Linked DNA regions of Homo sapiens: region 1 is linked to region 2. A link is a loop called in an ENCODE intact Hi-C map of the cell type or tissue named here. Cell type or tissue: psoas muscle. All regions are shown on one strand. Links, peaks and the distances in the headings refer to the core of each region. The heading gives the core; the rest is flanking DNA.

Evidence for each region. Hi-C counts contacts between places; a loop is a spot of excess contacts. Peaks named below come from ENCODE experiments on the same cell type or tissue, not always from the same donor. Only the 100,000 strongest peaks of a DNase experiment are listed, where the experiment ranks them.
Region 1: it touches region 2 in a loop (2.5-fold over the local background); 6 of 110 quality-filtered maps call a loop at or near these places.

What each region holds. Positions count from the first base shown.
Region 1 is chr1:10,336,214-10,341,589 of GRCh38, forward strand. KIF1B (kinesin family member 1B) reads left to right here. Exons shown (of 49, transcript NM_001365951.3): 29 at 444-529; 30 at 861-990; 31 at 1,158-1,320; 32 at 3,556-3,646. Among named protein-coding and RNA genes, the nearest start is that of PGD, 60 kb to the right of the region's middle. In psoas muscle, for the core only: a CTCF peak has its summit at 2,032 (motif pointing left); DNase peaks (open chromatin) are centred at 2,038 and 3,788; H3K27ac peaks cover 315 bases.
Region 2 is chr1:10,150,586-10,155,961 of GRCh38, forward strand. UBE4B (ubiquitination factor E4B) reads left to right here. Exons shown (of 28, transcript NM_001105562.3): 21 at 741-976. Among named protein-coding and RNA genes, the nearest start is that of KIF1B, 57 kb to the right of the region's middle. RefSeq lists a silencer at 4,568-4,769. In psoas muscle, for the core only: a CTCF peak has its summit at 2,573 (motif pointing left); DNase peaks (open chromatin) are centred at 2,581 and 4,890; H3K27ac peaks cover 4,365 bases.

The sequences.
Region 1 (5,376 bases), core at 68-5,067, 190 kb after region 2:
TCTCGGCTCACTGCAACCTCCGCCTCCCGGGTTCAAGCAATTCTCCTGCCTCAGCCTCCTGAGTAGCTGGGATTACAGGTGCCCGCCACCACGCCCGGCTAATTTTTGTATTTTTAGTAGAGACGGGGTTTCACCATGTTGGTCAGGCTGGTCTCGAACTCCTGACCTCGTGATCTGCCCACCTCAGCCCCTCAAAGTGCTGGGATGACAGGCGTGAGCCACCGCACCCGGCCTGAAACCGATTCTTTATTGACTAGTCTCATTTGAGCTGAGGAAGTTGATAAATCTACATGAATAGAGTGCGAAGCAGCCCATGCCGTGTTACTACTTTGGTATCATTCTCTCATGCCAAAGACTTGAGTTTATAATCCAGCAAGAGCTTTTTCCCTCCCTCCCCCTGTGTAGTCTCACTCAATTCTTGCTAATTTTTTTTTCTGCTTTAGCGGATGAAGAAGCTCCTGATTATGGCTCTGGAATTCGACAGTCAGGAACAGCTAAAATATCTTTTGATAATGAATACTTTAATCAGGTGAGAAACCGTCAGGAAGAAGGAAAACCCTGTGGAAAGAGAAAGAATGTTCAGCATTGGAGATCAGTTCTCCTGTAAAACTGAAAAATACAGGGTGCTGGTTGCCACAGAGTAGTTCAATAGAATATGGGACATGTCTAACAATTATGAAGGTAAAGGTGTATAGACTCAATATTCATATTTTATTCATTGCCTTTCCTCAGACAGCCCTCAGTCCATATAATTTTCCAGTCACTATTATTTGTTGGACAGATAAACAGAAGTAAGGCAACTGGGGAAAAATACGTTTTTATACTACTTTACCATGTATCTGCCCCTGCCTTTTTTTCAGAGTGACTTTTCGTCTGTTGCAATGACTCGTTCTGGTCTGTCCTTGGAGGAGTTGAGGATTGTGGAAGGACAGGGTCAGAGTTCTGAGGTCATCACTCCTCCAGAAGAAATCAGTCGAATTAATGACTTGGGTATGTAGACATAGTTTACTGTGCTTGGGGACATTTTCGACAAAGGGAAAATATTGACCATTATCAAGGGACATAGTGGCCTTCATCAACTAGGAATGGAAAGCATGCCCAACTCCCTCCTCTTTGCATTATTTGAACCATCTGTGTCTTCATTTGACCCTCTTTAGATTTGAAGTCAAGCACTTTGCTGGATGGTAAGATGGTAATGGAAGGGTTTTCTGAAGAGATTGGCAACCACCTGAAACTGGGCAGTGCCTTCACTTTCCGAGTAACAGTGTTGCAGGCCAGTGGAATCCTCCCAGAGTATGCAGATATCTTCTGTCAGTTCAAGTAAGCTGCCCCTTTGCTCTGCCTCCCAGCTAGCTGCTAACCGAGGTGACATCTCTTGTGCACTGTAGAGTGCTTTACATGTGTGAGGGATTAACACTCTTGAGACAAAGACTGATCAGTCTCTGAAGGAAAATACTTTCATCACTCCTATGGGAGTGAGAACCAGAAACCTGTCCTGGAATGCAACAGGGTTCCCTGGCAGGAGGAGCATGCTGCACATCCTGCTGCAGGGCTCTGCTGTGAGCGGTCCCCCTTTACCAGGAATGTAGGGTCTGATCACATAAGCCTGTTGATGAGTCTTTCTAGTCCTCTTCATGTTGAAATGTCTTATTAATAAGCCTGAAAGCAATGACTTATCTAGCTAGCAATTACGCCTATTTAATACTCGGGAAAAGGAAAATTTAAACAATGTAAAGAAGGATAAATTCTACATCAACTGAAAAAAGCTAGTATGTAGGGAAGATGTGATACCTCTCATTTCTCATCTACATAGGACTTGCTCTTTCCCGCGGCCCTCTCAAACCCTGTGCTCTGGATGCTTTCTTCTCAAGACTGCCCCAGGAAAACATTTTTTTGTGAATCTTCAGTTTTAATACCTCCAAACTTCAATTTGTCTTTTCAGTACTTGGAAAGGGCCACAGTACAAGAGACTGAAGTGTGACCCCTCCATACCTACCGCCCTCAGTTTGCCACTGGTGCCACCAAGAGGCTGCTTTGGGTTCTGCCATCCCTCTCCCCTCAGAATGTGCCTTGGCCGTCCCATGGGTCCTAGTGCAGTTTATAAAGCTTTTGTATAGGTTTTATCACAGAAAATTGAGTCAAATGTGATTTAAATTAAATGTGATCACTATATAGTAAGCCACTAATATCATTTGCTACAAGTCATAGTTGTTGGAATATTACCCATTGAGCATTGATTTCACCTATTTAATGTGTTTTCACTCATACCCTCAAACTTAGGGCAGGATAGTGTTCACCAGATGAATCTGTTTTTTGGAACTGTTGCTATTATTCTAATCAGGCAACTGATACGTTTTATGGAAAACATCTATTTGGTTAACTGATGTCTGAAGTGACAATAATAGTGAGTTGACCTTTGTCCTACAATCTCCTAAAAAGAGCAGCATCTCTACCTGGTGTTAGCTCTGGGGAAAAGGGCATGTTGCTTCTGTTGAAAGCAGCCTCAAAGGCGTCCTGTGTTTTTATAGTCGCTCCTCTGGCCTGTGCCGGGAAGGTATGGCTGCAGAGCACTGTGAATGAGTTCACCTGTCGTCAGGGAACCCCAGGAATGCTGCGGTGCCAGCAATACAGGAATCAGGGATTTGGAGCACTTGGCAAAAGCATGCTAGTGTTCTCAGACGGGTGAACTAATTTGGAAGACAACAAGTTCATATTACCAGTCTGTCTGTCCCCCCAGTTGAAAATAGTTTCTTTTTCTCCATTTTTTCTTGATGGAAGGGGTGTCCTTCTGATGGATTTTTCTATCTGGCAGTAAATCTTTGTGTTGGGTCCTCTTTAACTGTGCAGTTCTTTTTATTTCAGACTAATAATAGGGAGAGAGAGAGAGAGAACGATAACATCTCACTATCTGTGAAAATAACTAAATATAGCCCATTGTTTTAACAAATCTTTCCAGAGTATCTTCTGTGTGTCGAGACCTGTGGGAAAACGCTTGCTGTCTGGGGGAGAGAGGCATATAAATACATTATTACAGTGAAATCATTGCTATTAAGGAAAAAAACATTACTAGTAATGTGGGAACACAAAGCTGCCAGGGTAAGTCAGGAAAGACTGCCTGGAAGAGGTGACATTTGAATCCACAACAGACTCTTATGTAACTATGCCATCCACAGGCTCTCGCACTAACTGTGGAAGCTTGAGTCTGCTAAATTTTGTCTGTACAAAATGACATTGTTTTTATTTTTAGTAAAAAGCTTTTACAAAGGAAGAGGAGTTAATTGAATGTACTTCTTCACTCTCTCTAAAGCATTCTTGCATATACCTCCATATAGCTAAGTGATCAGGGTCAGTTAATTTTTCAGTCATTTTTGAAATAAAATCTAAAATGCCCTCTGTGCAATATGGAAAAGGTTCTTGACAAGGAAAGTAAATAACTTAAAGAATCTGCTTAAGTGGAATGCTTCTTTCTGTAGGATCCACATTGGGCTCTTGAAAGAGATTCTGATAAAACCGTTTAATGCATTGTTCACGAGTCTTTTTATTTTTTTTATGAAGCTTTTTGCATCGCCATGATGAAGCATTCTCCACGGAGCCCCTCAAAAACAATGGCAGAGGAAGTCCCCTGGCCTTTTATCATGTGCAGAATGTAAGTGACATGGACCTTTTTGCCAAACATATGTTTTTCTGGTACCTTGGCTTTCTCAGCCCGGGAAGGGTGATAAGAAGAGGTACAAGTCACTGGCTGTGCAGGGGGAGAGTAGACAATAGAGGGCGTGGCTAGAGTGGTGAGGTCATCCACAGCGGCCTGAGCAGCAAGCCTTCTTGTCTGTGTTACAGTGGGCCTAGTGAATGTGGGTTCGTCTGCCAATAAAATCTTCCATCAGTTTGAATGCAATGAGTTGTTTTAGTGTTTCTGTCCTAGAAAAATAAGCATGCTTAATAAGAGTTTTATTAAAGTGAATGCATTGTCCTTTAAACCCTAAGATACTTATGTTGCTCGATTGCAAATAACATAAAAAATATCAAATACCTTCTGTAGCTAAATTAAGATTTAGATCTGTTTTCCTTGCAACTGATAGTATAATTAACACATTAATGCCCTTTACAACTGTATTCCTACGTGGAGTAAGAAAACAGACCCTTCCCTCTCTTACGTGAAATTTCATTCAAACTCTATTCCAAAGTCATTATCCTCATCACAATAGCTAATATTCACTGAGAGTTTATTTTGTGTTAGTCACTGTTCTGAGAGTTTTTGTGTAATTTAATCTTTACCTTTATACCATAGATTAAGATAATCCCTGTGTTAGCTGAGATGACTGAAGCATAGAGCAATTAAAGTCACTCATCAGGCTGGGCGCAGTGGCTCATACCTGTCCCGGCACTCTGGGAGGCCGAGGCAGGTGGATCACTTGAGGTCAGGAGTTTGTGACCAGCCTGGCCAACATGGTGAAATCCCATCTGAGACACGAGAATTGCTTGAACCCAGGATGGGGGGGTTGCAGTGAGTTGAGATTGTGCCACTGCACTCCAGCCTGGGCAAGAAAGCGAGACTCCCATCTCAAAAAAAATAAAAAAGTAATAATAAAAATAAAGTTACTCATCAGTGTTACAAGAGGCAGAGATAGGACTTAAGCTCAGAGAAATTTAGCTCTGGTATTCAGGATATTCACTACTACATGAAACTGTCTCTCATTCTCTTGCTAACCATGTCTGCTCTCTAAAGTAAGAGAGGAAAGGAGAACTTCAAAGATGGAACAAGCAAACACAAAATATGCCATCTTCTTTTTCATGTTGGTATAAATATAAGCAAGCATGTATCTGATAAACTTTGATCAGCTGCTGTGCACAAGGATTGTGCCTGACAACTGGGGAATGCAGATGAATCTCAGATGCTCCCAGTGAGCTTCGAATTACGATAGGGGAAATAAAATGCATACATAAACACCAGTCATGCAAAGATGAACATGAGAAAATATTCACTAAATGCAGTGGGAGTGGAGAAAGGGAAAGTTATTTCTATTAATGGAAAGCTATTTTAAGTTACTTTTTGTTGGGGAGGATAGTTGGGTGGAGAAAGGGGATAGGAAGCTCCCTGAAGGATGTAGTATAAGCAAGAAAAGGTGTGTCAAACTTGGCATTGTGCCTGGCACATAGGCCATAGTCAGTACATGCATGGATGTGCTGGAAGGGCCTTCCAGGCAGGGTTGCAGCCTGGGCCAGTCCTTGGCACAGCTGAGGAGAGAGCAGGTGAAAGGAGCAGCAGGTGAGTGAGTGAGCCAGAATAGTAAGTGTGGGAAGGACAACAGGGGCCAAGATCAGTTGAGGCAAAGTATGGAAGATCTTGAATACCTGAAGCTGGGAAAAGTTACTTTA
Region 2 (5,376 bases), core at 161-5,160:
GTGCAATGGCTCATGCCTGTAATCCCAGCACTTTGGGAGGCCAAGGTGGGCAAATCACGAGGTCAAAAGATCAAGACCATCCTGGCCAACATGGTGAAACCCCATCTCTACTAAAAATACAAAAGTTAGCTGGGCATGGTGGCAGGCACCTGTAGTCCCAGCTACTCAGGAGGCTGAGGCAGGAGAATCGCTTGAACTTTGGAGGCGGAGGTTTCAGTGAGCCGAGATTGTGCCACTGCACTCCAGCCTGGGCAACACAGCGAGGCTCCATCTCAAGAAAAAAAAAAAAAAATAGGCTGGGCGCAGTGGCTCATGCCTGTAATCCCACCATTTTGGGAGGTCGAGGCGGGCGGATCACGAGGTCAGGAGATCGAGACCATCCTGGCTAACATGGTGAAACCCCATCTCTACTAAAAATACAAAAAAAATTAGCCGGGCATGGTGGCAGGTGCCTGTAGTCCCAGCTACTCGGGAGGCTGAGGCAGGAGAATGGCGTGAACCTGGGAGGCGGAGCTTGCAGTGAGCCGAGATCGCGCCACTGCACTCCAGCCTGGGCGACAGAGCGAGACTCTGTCTCAAAAAAAAAAAAAAGTCACTGTAAACTGAATGAGTTCAAGGGCACTCCCAAACCTACTTATCCTGCCTTCCCCTCCTCACTTACTGACACCAGCCTTCACCCAAGATGAGTTTCTCAGCAGTTTCTCAGCGGTCTCTTTCTTGCTCTTCTTGCCTCTGTTCAGATACTCTCCCCAGGCGCTTTATGAGCCCTGTACTCAGGATATTGTGATGTTCCTTGTTGTGATGTTGTGCAACCAGAACTACATCCGAAACCCATATTTGGTGGCCAAACTGGTAGAAGTCATGTTTATGACCAACCCTGCTGTTCAGCCACGAACCCAGAAGTTTTTTGAAATGATTGAGAACCATCCTCTCTCCACCAAGTTGTTGGTACCTTCCCTGATGAAGTTTTATACAGGTAGGTTGCTGGAACACAGTGTAGCACATGGCAGGCCAACTTAGGTAAGGTCATCTAAAGCTAGTGGACGACGTTGCTCTAAGCCTGTTACCTAATATCCTGCTACCTGTGTGTATAGCCTACTAACCTGTGGCCTGCAGAGGATGTACTTTTGGTTCTTCTTGCCCTGAGTAGTTAGGAATAGGACAACCATTCCACCTACTGGTCTCTGATGATTCAGCAGGAACTACTGAAAGTCAGATGATTGGCACCGAGACCCAGGGTATCAAGAGCACAAGTTGGTAGTGTTATCTGAATGGAATTATCTGGTTCATTTTACCTTTGAACTTACAGCATTTGTTTTTTAACACTATCCTATAACCCACTTTCCAAAGTGTGGGTGAAACAGGGAGCTTGTTAAAAATGCATATTCTTGGTCCGGGTGCGGTGGCTCATGCCTGTAATCCCAGCACTTTGGGAGGCCGAGGCGGGCGGATCACAAGGTCAGGAGTTCAAGACCAGCCTGGCCAGTATGGTGAAACCCCATCTCTACTAAAAATAGAAAAAAAAATTAAATTAGCCGGGCATGGTTGCAGGTGCCTGTAGTCCCAGGGCGGTTGAGGGAGGAGAATTGCTTGAACCCGGGAGGCAGAAGTTGCAGTGAGCCGAGATCCCGCCACTGTATTCCAGCCTGGGCAAGAGAACAAGACTCCGTCTCAAATAATAATAATAATAATAATAATAATAATAATAATACCACTTTTCACCTGTCAAATTTATTTCTTAAGTTGAAAATACCTGGTACAAACATGGTTGTGGAGAAGTAAGCTAACCTGCAAAAAAACCTGCTTAATCTACCCTATAGCCAGTGTGCAGATTTAGTGCTATGAAACTCTCATGAGAATGCAAATTTAAAGCCTTTCTGAAAGGCAGTTTAGCAGCCCACACCAAGAGCCTTAAAAATGCTTTTATCGGGGCCAGGTGCGGTGGCTCATACCTGTAATCCCAGCACTTTGGGAGGCCGAGGCGGGTGGATCACCTGAGATCAGGAATTTGTGACCAGCCTGGCCAACATGGAGAAACCCCGTCTCTACTAAAAATACAAAAATTAGCTGGGTGTGGCGGGCGGCGCCTGTCATCCCAGCTACTCAGGAGGCCGAGGCACGAGAATCGAGTGAACCTAGGAGGCAGAGGTTGCATTGAACTGAGATCACACCAGTGTGCTCCAGCCTAGGAGAAAGGGCAAGACTCCGTCTCAAAAAAGAAAAAAAAAAAGCACTGGGATAACAAATAGTAGGTGCAGGAAGTAGCCATCTTCTATCCCTCAGTCTGGGGACCCAAGGGAAGAGCCTGGGGATCTCAGAACCCAGCTGCCCTGATGAGGGCTTGGACGGAGCTAGGACCCAGTCCTCTGTGGAAGGCCCTTGGCCAGTAGGTGCTGGTGTCTCTCTCGGGGGTTGTGCACGGTTGCTAGCTCTGGGGGTACGAGACAAAGCTGAAAATTGGAACCAACTGCTACTGCTGACAGTAAGTGCAAGGTCCTAAGTCCCTTGTTTCTCCTTCAGTTTTCCAGTTCTCCTGCAGCACCCCCTATTGGCAACCCTAGAGAGGGCGGGCTGCCAAAGGAAAGATTCTGCAGTGCCAGCCCCAGAATCACAAAGCCAACTACAAAGAGTGCATGTGGGCTGGGCACGGTGACTCCAGCTAATAATCCTAGCACTTTAGGAGGCCAAGGTGGGAGGATTGTTTGAGCCTAAGAGTTGGAGACCAGCCTGGGCAACATGGCGAGACCCCATCTCTACGAAAAATTTAAAAATTAGATGCCTGTTGTCCCAGCTACTAAGGAGGCAGAGGTGGGAGGAAGGCTTGAGCCCAGGAGTTCAAGGCTGCAGTGAGCTATGATCTTGCTGCTGCGTTCCAGCCTGTGAAACAAAGCAAGACCCTGTTTCTAAAAAAAAAAAAAAAAAAAAAAAAAAAAGGGTAAAAAGACTGGGTTTCGGCCAGGCACAGTAGCTTACACTTGTAATCCCAGCACTTTGGGAGGCCAAGGCAGTGGATCACCTGAGGTCAGGAGTTCGAGACTAGCCTGACCAAAATGGTGAATCCTAGTCTCTACTAAAAGTAAAAGGCCGGGCGTGGTGGCTCACGCCTGTAATCCCAGCATTTTGGAAGACTGAGGTGGGTGGATCACAAGGTCAAGAGATCGAGATGAGCCTCGCCAACATGGTGAAACCCCGTCTCTACTAAAAATACAAAAATTAGGCCTGGCACAGTGGCTCACGCTGTAATCCCAGCACTTTGGGAGGCTGAGGTGGGCGAATCACCTGAGGTCGGGAGTTCAAAACCAGCCTGACCAACATGGTGAAACCCTGTCTCTACTAAAAATACAAAATTAGCCTGGCATGGTGGCACATGCCTGTAATCCCAGCTACTTGGGAGGCTGAGGCAGGAGAATCACTTGAACCCGCGAGGCAGAGGTTACGGTGAGCCAAGATCGCGCCATTGTAATCCAGCCTGGGCAACAAGAGCAAAACTCCGTCTCAAAAACAAAAATTAGCTGGACATGGTGGCATGTGCCTGTAGTCCCAGCTACTCGGGAGGCTGAGGCAGGAGAATCTCTTGAACCCGGGAGGCAGAGGTTGCAATGAGCCAAGATCGCGCTACTGCACTTCAGCCTGGTGACAGAGCAAGACTTCATCTCAAAAACAAAACAAAAAACAAAACAAAACAAAATTAGCCGGGTGACGCATGCGTGTAATCCCAGCAACTTGAGAAGCTGAGGCAGGAGAATAGCTTGAACCCGGGAGGTGGAGGTTGTAGTTAGCCGAGATCTAAAAAAATTTTAAAAAAAAAGAGTGGATTTGGAGCTACGAGACAACAGCTGAATAGCTATACTCTGACATAAGAATTTAATTTCTTGAAATTTATTCAATGGAAATAATTACGAATGTTTGTAAGTGATGTTCTCCACAGCATTATTTATAAAGCAGTGCAGTGAAAATAATAAAAACAACTGGCCGGGCTCAGTGACTCACGCCTGTAATCCCAGCACTTTGGGAGGCTGAGGCAGGAGGATCACCTGAGGTCAGGAGTTGGAGGCTTAGTCTGGCCAAAATGGTGAAACCCCGTCTCTACTAAAAATACAAAAAAATTTAGCTGGGCGTAGTGGTGCACACCTATAGTCCCAGCTTCTCTGGAGTCTAAGGCAGATGAATCACTTGAATCAGGGAGGCAGAGGTTGCAGTGAGCCAAGATCGTGCCATTGCACTCCAGCCTGGGCTACAAGAGCAAATCTCCATCTCAAAAAAAAAAAAAAGGAATGTAGGGAAGGACATATACCAAAATAGTAACAGCGCATTGGTTATTTTTGAATGGTAGCATTATAAATAGTTTTTATTTTTATTTTATTATCTGAACTTCTTAATTTTTCTACAGTAAACATGTATTGTTAGTAGTAAAGACAAAACAATTTTAGTTAAATTTATTTTGTAGTCAGTGTTCTGGGCCTGTCACTGTGGCTTCAGGAGAGAGAGAGAGAGAGAGAGTGTGTGTGTGTGTGTGTGTGTGTGTTTGTGTATTTGTGTTTACACAACAGAACTGGGCCTGTTGCCTATAAGACGAGTGCTGGGCCTAGTGGAGTCCTGCTGGGAATGTTCCAGAAGGAATTGGGTGGGGGTTGTTCTCTCTTTCCTCTTTGCCATGTGTGCCCTCTGGCCTGGACCACCTCTTCAGTCATAGATGGATGACATCTGTACTAATAATAGCCACCACTTATTGAATGCTTACTAATCCTTTCACTTAATCCCCACGGCAGTCCTAAAGATAGTACTATAAATACATCCACTTTACAAATGAGGAAACTGAAGCTTAAAAGGGTCAAGAAGCTTGCTGAAGGTCAGTGGCTAGCAAGTGGCAGCAACCTCGCAGATGCCCTTTAGCACAGGTCCCCCTGGCTACTGTGCTGGTCTTCCTACAGCTACTAAGGGACCGGTGTGAGGGTACCCCTGAGGGAGGCATCACAGACATAGTCCCCAGTGCTCATCACCTCCATGTGAAGACCTGGCTGATTAGGTCCTGGTCCCTGAGCAGATGGGACCCTCAGATATAAATTAAAAGTTGCCACACACAAGATCAGTATGTGGAACAAGCTCCTCTTAACACCACAGAGATAGTATTCTAGCTTAGAAAATGCTCAAGTTAGGCTGGGCGTGGTGGCTCACGCCTGTAATCCTAGCACTTTGGGAGTCCGAGACAGGTGAATCACTTGAGGCCAGGAGTTTGAGACCAGCCTGGCCAACATGGCGAAACCCTGTCTCTACTAAAAATACAAAAGATTATCCGGGTGTGGTGGTGGGGGCCTGTAATGCCAGCTACTTGGGAGGCTGAGGCTGGGGAATTGCTTGAACCGGGACCTGGGAGGT